Linked DNA regions of Homo sapiens: regions 1, 2 and 3 are each linked to region 4. Evidence: read pairs that join two places in POLR2A ChIA-PET (ENCODE). Cell type or tissue: OCI-LY7. All regions are shown on one strand.

Region 1 (2,500 bases), 60 kb after region 4:
CAAGGAGACAAGAACCAGGAGACTACAGTTCAACTTGAAGGAAACCTTTCGAGGTGGTCAGTAATGTCAGATGCTACAGAAAGGCTAAGTAGTATGAGGAGCTGAGAAGTGTCCATTGGCCATGCCATTTAGGGGTCACTGTTGCCCGTTTGTGGGATGGTCAGTAGAGTTGTTCTGCAGTAGGCAGAGGAAGCAGGAAGAAAAATAAAGCTGTAGATAGACAGAAGTAGCTACTAGCAGCATTCCTGCAGCATTAAACATGGGGAGGATTGATTCCTATTTTAAAAGTGAAGATAGAATACAGTGAATCTGTAATTTATTGATTGCAACAAGGAGCCAGTAGGAAGGGCAAGGCTGAATGTACAAGAGAGGGAAGAAATACCAATCTTCAGTCATATTGAAGCTTTTTTGCTCAGTCTCATTCCCTTGTCAGGAGCACCTGTGCTGTGTTATAGTTGAATGCCACCAGTCTGTTCTAATAGGTGTCACTTTGACTTTAAAGACTACCATCTAATGTCTTTCTGTTTGGTTGGCTTGGGATCTAGATTGTCCTTCCTCTTTTTCTAAAGACTCAAGATGGGAACCTTTGAAGAGGATATAAATTTGTCTTCTAGTTGCATTGATTTGCTGACCACTGGTAAAGTGCTGATAACCCATCAGTCTAGATATATGGGTTAATGTGATGTATCCTTGTTGATAGAAACATATACTGCACGTGAACCTACTCCTTTAGTACATGTATGTGTGTCTCTCCATGGTGTCATGTGTATTAGGTGGAAAAGTGAGTTTTTACACCAAAACTTGTTTTTATCTTGAGAAGTTCCATTAAGAGAAAGTTGTTAAAATACAAACTGTTCTGTTTTCTGATTTGCTATCTCATAGTAAGCAGTTAGTTGTAAGATTAACTTCCTCAGAGGAAAGAAGGCAAGGACACCAGCAAAAGGAAAAGAAATGTTTAATTGCTCTGCGAAGGCCCCAACATGCTCTGAAAAGTAAAGATTTCAGGCTTAATGTGCATGGAACAAAAGGCCGTTGTGAGCTGTGTACAAGAGTTGGTGAGAGTTTGTATTCTGCCCCTTTTTTCTGTGGGAGTTATTTCCTGTTGTTGACTAGAGTTCTTTATTTAGAACCACCTAGCTTCAGAATGCCTGCTAGCTTGCAGAAAAGTGTGTACTTAAAACATAGGCTTATTTCAAGACAATCTCTTTGAAAAAAAAGTCACACTACACATGCACTGAAACATCATGTTCCCAAATGTCAAGATCCCCAATAAGAAGAGACATAAGAAGGAGCTGCAGTGCGTTTGGTGTAGCACTTGGTGGTCACCTGAACACCTAGTGAAAGATATTTTATGGGGAAACTGTGTTTCTATTTTTTACTTTAAAAAAAAAAACAAACCAAGATTTCACTTTTTAGTGCTGAGTTCTTTGTCATTTTAAGGAAGTAACAAGAAGCCTTCCATATTTTGTGAGGAAGATTTATCCTTGTTAGCATGATAGAAGTTCGCCTGGCAGGTAAGAAATAACACCCAAAACAGGCATTAAACCACTTACTCTCTTATACTTGAGCGATGAGCTGGACTTCCTATTGAAGAACGTTAGGTTGATTTAGCATTATCATTGGATTTTACAGTGTAATATTGAGAGCGAGAAGGATAATAGAACGAATGAGAAGAATAAATTGTTTATTACTGAAATAATAGGGAATAAATGAATGCTTGCAATACAAATATTGTCCAGTATTAACAGGTGCTAGAAGTTGTAGGAAAAAAAATCTTACACGGTTCTACTTCATGGGAACCATAAGGAAGAAAGAAGAGAAAATGTATTTCTTTAACTTACTATATTCTGAAACAATGAAATAATTAGAATACATTTATTTGCTTTTGAGACTTTGATACTTTTTAAAAAGACATCTCCTGTGTGTCTCTCCCTGATTCTATTAACCTCCTCCTGTTACCAGAGGTAACTACTTTCTTGAATTTTTAAATCTATTTTCTATAATTGCATACATATATATATGTAAACTATATATACAGTGTTTTGCATGTTTAAAAATATGTTATATAAATGGTGTTGTATATATTTTATAACTTGCTTTATTTTAGTCAATATTTGTTTTTGAGATAAAGCTTTATATTTTGAGATCAACACACAATACATGGTACCTTTAGTTCTTTTTTTTTTTATTTTAAGTTTTTTTGGCTATAAGTTTATTCAGTGCAAAATAATCCTCTCCAGTTTTACTGAGGTGGCTGACCACGTCCATGACCAAACCCGCCTCTAAACTGGAATTCGGTTGCTGACCCAGCCCCAGCCTCGGCTTTCTTGTTGGCATCAGGGGGCACAGCACTCCGCCTGTAGGTATCTCTGTCTGCTTCCCCTCTTGTGAGTCTTGCAGGTTGCTCACCCCCTAGACCTTTAGGCCGAGGCCTGCCAGCCTCTGGATGACTGTGGTGTAGGGTGGCAGGCACAATCTCCGGGGGCAGATGAAGGTACCA
Region 2 (2,500 bases), 54 kb after region 4:
TAGTTGTTAGCTGTCTTTTTCTTTTTTCTACTATCATGCACTTGCCTCTTTTAATTCTTTCTCCCTTCTAAATTTCTAAATTTTCATTTACAATCTGTGGTTTGGGAAAAAGGCCAGATATATTTTAATCTTTAAGATTAAATAGGCACTTAGGTAATACATGTTAATGTATGAGGTTTGGTATATGTGCTTTGTTTTATCTTATTTTTGTTGAAGGATTTATTTTTGCTTATTTTATAAGTTCCAAGTAACGAGTTCTCTCTGGATGAATTGTTTTACACACCAACATTTACAGCCTGCATCAATTTCACCAGTTATACTTTTTTTTTTTTTTTGAGACAGAGTCTTGCTCTGTCGCCAAGGCTGGAGTGCAGTGGTGTGATCTCAGCTCACTGCAACCTCTGCCTCCCAGGTTCAAGCGATTCTCCTGCCTCAGCCTCCCGAGTAGCTGGGACTACAGGTGCATGCCACCACGCCCGACTAATTATTTGTATTTTTAGTAGATATGGGGTTTCACCATGTTGGCCAGGCTGGCCTCGAACTCCTGACCTCAAGTGATCCACTGCCTTGGCCTCCTAAAGTGCTGGATTACAAGCATGAGCCACCACGCCTGGCCAATCACCAGTTATACTTATGTAGCTCTTTATTAATTTCAAAGTGCTTGTGTATACTTTGCCTACCTTGATCTCCACAAAATCATGAGAGACAGGCAAGACATATTTCAATATTTTACAGATAAGAAAGCTAAGGCATAGTTGGAGGTTATTCAGTAGATCTTAACTAGGGATTGCAGCTGAATCTCCCAGGGAAGTTTGTTCACCTGTACATACCAGGGTATCCCAATTCCATGGGTCTGGGGCAGAACTCAGGTACGTATATTTTGGAAAAAGATCCCAAATGATTCTAATGTGCATAGCTTTCCCAGACCTTTTTCTCTGTCCCCTCATCCCCCACCTCTGCTCCCACTGAGAACTGCTAGGTTAAAGTTTTTTATCACCAGTAAGTGGTTTATTAAGATGCTTTCACCTGCAGGTTACAGAAAAGCCAACAAACAGTGGCTTAAATCTGATTTTCGGTGGTTCCACAATCAGCTGGTGTGGTGGTCAGAGTAATCCTCCCTGTATGTTACTTTACGTGGTAAAAGAGACTTTGCAAATGTAATTAAGGTTCTTGAAATGGGGAGATCATCATTATCTGGCTGGGCTCCGTGTAATTACAGGGGTCCTTATAAGAGTGGGGCAGGAGCATCAAATGCAGAAGAAGAAGGTGGGATGACAGAAGCAAGGGTTGGAATTATGTGCTCTGAAGATGCAGGAAGGGGTTATGAGCCAAGGAATGAATGCAAGGCAGCCCCTAGAAGCTGGAAAAGACAATGAAGGAGGGCCTCCCCTGAAGCCTCTGGAAGAATGCAGCCCTCTCAAAACCTTGATTTTTAGACTTCTGACCTCCAGAACTATATGAGAATAAATTTGTGTCATTTTCACCCACTAAGGTTATAATTTGTTACAGCAACAATAGGAAACCAGTACAACTGGGAAGTATAAAATGCAGATTCTTAAGCCCCTCCCACAGAGATAAAGTTTGAATAGAGTAGGTGAGGTTTAGGGAGCTGTGTTTAAACTAGTCCTTAGGTGATTTAGTGGCCTGTGGTTTTTGGCCCGTTGGCCCGCATCTACAGAGTTACAAAATAACCACAAGGCCATTTACTGTTTTCCTCAGATGTCTAGAGCTGGGTGGTCCCAGCATGGCAAGGATGGGGGTAGGGGTGTCATCAAGGACCCAGGCCCCACCTGGACCTCTGCTCTACTCCTCTCATTGTGTTGGGCTTTTACCCTATCCCTTATTTTTGTTTTGGGGTTTTTTGTTTGTTTTTTTTTTTTGAGACAAGTTCTCGCTCTGTCACCTACCCTATCCCCTTTTTTTGTTTGTTTTTGGGTTGTTTTTTTTTTTTTTTTTTTGAGACAAGGTCTCACTCTGCCACCCAGGTTGGAGGGCAGTGGTGTGATTATAGCTTACTGCAGCCCCAACCTCCTGGGCTTCCCACCTCAACCTCCCGAGTAGCTGGGACTACAGGTGCACACCACCACACCTGGCTAATTTTTAACAGTTATTTTTAGTAGAGATGAGGTCTTGCTATATTGCCCAGGCTGGTCTTGAACTCCTGGGCTCAAGTGATCCTCCTGCCCTTGGCCTCCCAAAGTGCTGGGATTATGGGCGTGAGCCACCCCACCCGGCCTTACCCTTATTCTTGTTATATCATGGTCACAGACGGCTACCAGAAAGAAGATTCCTTCCCAGAAGTTCCAGCAGACTTCCCTTTACACCTGACTAGCCAGAACTGCAGCACCTGGCCATCTCCAGCTGCACAGGAGGCTGGACAGCAAGAAACCTCACATGGTATCTCAAAACATTATTCTGTCTCCCTTCTCCTCCTGGGAAACACGTGCACCCCTCCAACATCACTTACCTTTCATCTGGCTGTTGTCTCCCTCCTCCAACA
Region 3 (2,500 bases), 65 kb after region 4:
TGGACTCAAGCGATCCTCCCACCTCAGCCTCCTGAGAATCTGGAACCACTATGCTCTGCTAAATGTTGGTTTTTTGTTTTGTTTTGTTTTGTTTCTTTTTGAGATGGAGTCTCTCTCTGTTGCCTGGGCTGGAGTGCAGTGGTGCAATCTCGGCTCACTGCAACCTCTGCCTCCCAGGTTCAAGTGATTCTCCTGCCTCAGCCTCCCAAGTAGTTGGGATTACAGGAGCCCGCCACCACGCCTGGCTAATTTTTTTTGTATGTTTAGTAGAGATTGGGTTTCACTATGTTGGCCAGGCTGGTCTCGAACTCCTTACCCCGTGATCCACCCGCCTCGGCCTCCCAGAGTGGTGGGATTACAGGCATGAGCCACCGTGCCCAGCCTGCTCAGCTAATTTTTAAAATTTTTGTAGAGACAGGGTCTCTTCATGTTGCCCAGGCAGGGTTCAAGCGATCCTTCTGCCTCAGCCTCCTGAAGTGCTGCGATTATAGGTGTGAGCCATCGTGCCTGGCCCTGAGCTACTTATTGAATTCTTTCCTTACTGATCTGTAATTTCACTTCAGTCATGTATTACACTTCCATATATATGTGGTTCTGAACTCTCAATTCTGTTCCATTGATCTATTTATCTGTACCTATGTCAACTCTACTCTGCTCTAATTACTAGAGCTTTATAATAAGCTCTGATAGGACATGTCCCCCATCTTGTTCCTTAAGCTTATTACAACTGTGTTTGGCCCTTTTCTATTTCAGATGAATTTTAGGATTCATTTGCCAAGTTCCATTGAAGGAAAATATGGGATTTAAATTTCATGTAATTTGTTGATAAGTTTGGGGGAGAATCTGCATGTATATAGTATTAAGTATTCTTGTCCATTAAATGGTATGGCTCCCCATTAATTTTTATCTTTTCATCTGATGAACTTTTGGAAAGGTGTTTGTCTTCTCACTTTTCATTTTTGGCTGTAATGAGAAAATCGTAATTCTGGAATCTTTATTCTCATTGCTGTTAATTGTTATTAAAACTAAAAGCATGATGTCTCACAGTTTTAAAGGGGCAACAAATCAGAATGGATTGAAAATCAGTATCTGATTAATTAAAAATTTTTTCTACCTTTTTGTAATTTGGGCTTTAGTTTCTTAAAGGAAGCTAAACAGAAATTATGTTGAAATTATCAACATTAGTCCCACAAAAATGATTTTTCCGTAGCCCAGTACTGGATTGTGCTGCACTCTGTGTAAAGAGGCCAAATGAATAGCTCTGCACTCATAGTGAGGGAATCTGGCACTTTTTAAGTGAGATTTTTGACTTGTTGTGACTCTTTCAGATGTATGTTTTCTTTTAAATGAATCATCTTTAAATATATGCATTGTCTGAGCAAGTTCAGGATTGTAAAGTGTACATTTAATTGTAACAGAACAGAACAGCAGTGGGCGTCTGTGCTACAGATGATATTCTTAGGGTATTTGCTGCCATCCACTCTCCTTTCTAAATTTGGTGTTACAGATTCAACTTCTGTTTTTAAAAGGGAAGTTGCAGATAGATCATTCACACTATTATTTTCTCCTTAAAGCTAGCTTCTCTGCCCATGTGAGGAGTTTCCTATAACCTAAACAAGACTTCTCCAAGAAAACCGCTTTGAAACAAATATTACTTAGCAAGATTAAATCTTTTGTTCAATATTTAAAGTATATTTTTGAAAAAACAATTGACTACTTATACAAGTGTACCTAATGTGGTGTTGGTGTCTGAGCTGCTTGCTTTATTTTCTTCCTACTTGACTTTACTCTGCATTTCTGAAATTTTAGATATAAAAATTTAAAAACTAAAAACAAAAAAGAGAAAGAGAACAAAAATTATACATTTTATTTTATTTTCATTCATTCTTTAATTTGTTTTGAGTCAGCTCTGTTGCCTAGGCTGGTGTGCAGTGGTGCGATCTCAGCTCACTGCAACCTCTGCCTCCTGGACTCAAGCAATTCTCATGCCTCAGCCTCCCGAGTAGCTGGGAATACAGGCGTGTGCCACCATGCCCAGCTAATTTTTTTGTATTTTTAGTAGAGACGGGGTTTTGCCATGTTTGCCAGGCTGGTCTCGAACTCCTGGCCGCAAGTGACCTGTCCACCTCAGCCTCCCAAGGTGCTGGGGTTACAGGCATGAACCACCATGCCTGGCTATAAATTTTAAATTGTGTGTGTGTGTGTGTGTGTGTATATATATATATTCCAGTTTAAAGCAAAAGACTAGTATTATTAGACAGGTTGGATAATTTTGAAAACGTCTTGTTTATTCTGGCAACAGGTCTTTAAAAGACAATTCTACATTAGCGACTAAAAGGTAAAGCCTACACAGTCTTGGCAAGTGTTACCTCTCCCCTAGAAAACTAATACAAATTCATGTGGCAAAGGGCTGATTCATTTTTAGTTGTATATTGTGTTTTACACTTAAACTGTATCTTCTGTTCACGTTTATTTTCTAATGATGCCTCATAGCCTAAAC
Region 4 (2,500 bases):
GAAGCCTCTCACTTCTGTTCTGCAGTTAAAGTCTCAAAGTCTGGGGCTGCTGTGAGCGTGGAGTGGTGCGTGCAGAGAGCGGCCCGTGCAATGCATTGTGCTGGCCTTGCTGGAGCTGCCCATGCAAGGAGCAGCCGTGCCGCACGTAAGCTACTCATGCAGGGAGCAGCCATGCAGGAGCTCAAGCAGAGGGCAGCCCTTGCAGTGCTGTGGGCACCTTGTGGAATGCAGTGCAGAAATCAGCCAGTGCAGCATGCATGCCAGTCCGGGTCTTCCCCAACACTGCCCTTGGGGAAACCCACACCTATTCTTACAGGAATGGCAGCAGGGGGTCTGCCCAAACCAAATTTAAGTTAAAAACAAAACAAAGCAAAACAATTCCTAAAGTGCCCCAGCTTATCATCTAACAGGCAATGGAGTTTCTCAGCACTGCCTGAGGTTGTTTGTAATTGTAAACTAATAGTAGTAAGGGCAGAGGCCAGATGTTAGATAACCGAAGTCAGTGGTAGACCAGCTGGAGAGCCACGCTGGGCTTAGATTTTAACTCTTAAGTTGTCTTGCTGTCCACTCCACACCTAGATATAATATGAGCAGAAAACAAAGAATTTCAATTTTAGTTCTTCGGGAAAACATTAGCTTTTTATTTTAATACTTCAGAGTTTGTTGAAAAAACCGTTTTTGGCAGGTTGGTACAAGGAATAATACCATCTGTATTTGTATGGTGCCTTGCAGTTTGTAAGTGCTCTCATGAGCATTATCCTATTTAACACCCACAGCCACAACCACCTTGTGAGGTATTGTCTCCCATTTTACAAATGAGGAAACAGACTTCTGAGAGTTTACAGCTTGTCCAAGGGCATACAGCTAGTAGTCATTAGAGCCATCCTGCTCCAGTATTCCCTCCACCATGCAACCAGCACTTTGATAGCATCTAGCTTCCTGTCTTCCCTGTCATTCTCATATTTACACAGAAAATCACCGTCTAAAAATCTTCCTCAGTGGCCATTCCATGTTACTCACAATAAGAACATATGTACCGTCAAAGGGTAGCTTCTTGATTGACTTTGAAGTCAATAATTGAATAAAAGAGGAGCCTTGTTATTTCTTACTTAGAACCATGCTGAATGAACCTTAGGGACCATTTGGTTCAAATATGTGTATATATCTAAATCTAGAGTAAAGCCCTTCATAAGGAAAGTGAAACTCCAGTTAATTGCAAAGACTAGGGCCCACTTCCTCAAACTCAGACCATTGTGTTCTTTCTGTTAAAGTACACCTCCTTCAACAGAGGTACAGTTCTTGTCTCAAGAGCTAATTTGACTTGAGATTCTAGCAGATATTCCTGAGTATCTACTCTGTGCAAAGCCCTGTGTGGAACCAGCTCTGGAGGACTTTTGGATCTAGTGGGAGAGACTTAATCCAGGAGAAAATGCACCTAGTGCTAAGTCTTCAGCCATTTAAAAGACTAAGAATGTCATAGATAATCCAAATTTGGTCTTGGTCATCTGGAAACATTTATGAAGAAGCCCTTTCTTATATGTTCTTATATGACCTCCTATTTGTAGAAAAATAGCAACTGTGGCCACTTTGGAACTTTTGGAATAATGCCACCCATCCCTGAGAAGCTGAAGTATAAGATTAAAAGCAAATCAAACTGTGATTGTTAGCACCAAGTTTCTCTTTAGGTCTTGCCCCTAAAAGTTTTAACTTAGAAAATCCCATATTACTCATATCTTATTATAAAAGCTCTGCTAATAACTTTGAACTCCTTAAAATACATTTTCAAAGAGCTGATGGTGAGCAAGCCACATGTTTCATGGCCTTCCCTCAGCACTGATCAGCCGACAACCTGGAGAGCCTTTCTGAATGCACCCCTGATAATTTGGGCTGTCTCCAAGTCAAGATGAATTGATAGGGAATGCAAAATTGATCAGAATAATTACAAGTGCCATTATATGAAAGAGATCACTTTGCCAATGAACACTCACAGAATGCCTTTACAGACCTAATTTGCACCAGAATTAAGTTTGTCTTTCTCAATAGTTGCTTCCCAAACTAAACAAACTGCATTGTATAAGTGGGTCAGTTTTCACAGTACTCTGCTTGAAATATTCAGATATACACAAAGGCAGCTGGATTGTAAATTTCAAGGGCAAACTAGTCTCCAATAAAGCAGGTATGGGAGGAAGCTGTGTTACATTCTTAGAGGGATGAGTTTCTCTTTAACTTATAAAAACGCATTCAGTATCCTGCTTGCTTTGCGTGGATCATACTTAGCTTCCATTTTTGCCTTTTAGTCAACCTCTTTTCATTTACTCAGGTTTCTGCCTCTCAGTCAGCAGTATTTGGCTATAATCAGGTGATTTTGCCCTCAGTTAGTTCTCCAGGGCCTAAGAACTCAATAGTATCGAATGGTTTTGGGTAGGGTATTTTTTTTTTTTTTTTTTGAGACGGAGTTTCGCTCTTGTTGCCCAGGTGCATGCAATGGTGTGATCTCGGC

The links. ChIA-PET counts read pairs that join two places held together with the same protein. Peaks named below come from ENCODE experiments on the same cell type or tissue, not always from the same donor. Only the 100,000 strongest peaks of a DNase experiment are listed, where the experiment ranks them.
Region 1: POLR2A ChIA-PET joins it to region 4 with 16 read pairs; 28 of 35 experiments call an interaction of 5 or more read pairs at or near these places.
Region 2: POLR2A ChIA-PET joins it to region 4 with 17 read pairs; 12 of 35 experiments call an interaction of 5 or more read pairs at or near these places.
Region 3: POLR2A ChIA-PET joins it to region 4 with 44 read pairs; 28 of 35 experiments call an interaction of 5 or more read pairs at or near these places.

What each region holds. Positions count from the first base shown.
Region 1 is chr2:64,665,812-64,668,311 of GRCh38, reverse strand. It overlaps the pseudogene RPS10P9. Among named protein-coding and RNA genes, the nearest start is that of SERTAD2, 13 kb to the right of the region's middle. In OCI-LY7, no CTCF peak of the experiment used is centred here; DNase peaks (open chromatin) are centred at 461, 1,091 and 1,551; H3K4me3 peaks cover 1,800 bases; H3K27ac peaks cover 2,500 bases.
Region 2 is chr2:64,672,036-64,674,535 of GRCh38, reverse strand. No RefSeq gene overlaps it. Among named protein-coding and RNA genes, the nearest start is that of SERTAD2, 19 kb to the right of the region's middle. In OCI-LY7, no CTCF peak of the experiment used is centred here; no DNase peak of the experiment used is centred here.
Region 3 is chr2:64,660,842-64,663,341 of GRCh38, reverse strand. No RefSeq gene overlaps it. Among named protein-coding and RNA genes, the nearest start is that of SERTAD2, 8.2 kb to the right of the region's middle. In OCI-LY7, CTCF peaks have their summits at 1,223 and 1,422; a DNase peak (open chromatin) is centred at 1,481; H3K4me3 peaks cover 1,851 bases; H3K27ac peaks cover 2,500 bases.
Region 4 is chr2:64,725,927-64,728,426 of GRCh38, reverse strand. No RefSeq gene overlaps it. Among named protein-coding and RNA genes, the nearest start is that of SERTAD2, 73 kb to the right of the region's middle. In OCI-LY7, no CTCF peak of the experiment used is centred here; DNase peaks (open chromatin) are centred at 156, 486, 866 and 1,226; H3K4me3 peaks cover 2,343 bases; H3K27ac peaks cover 2,500 bases.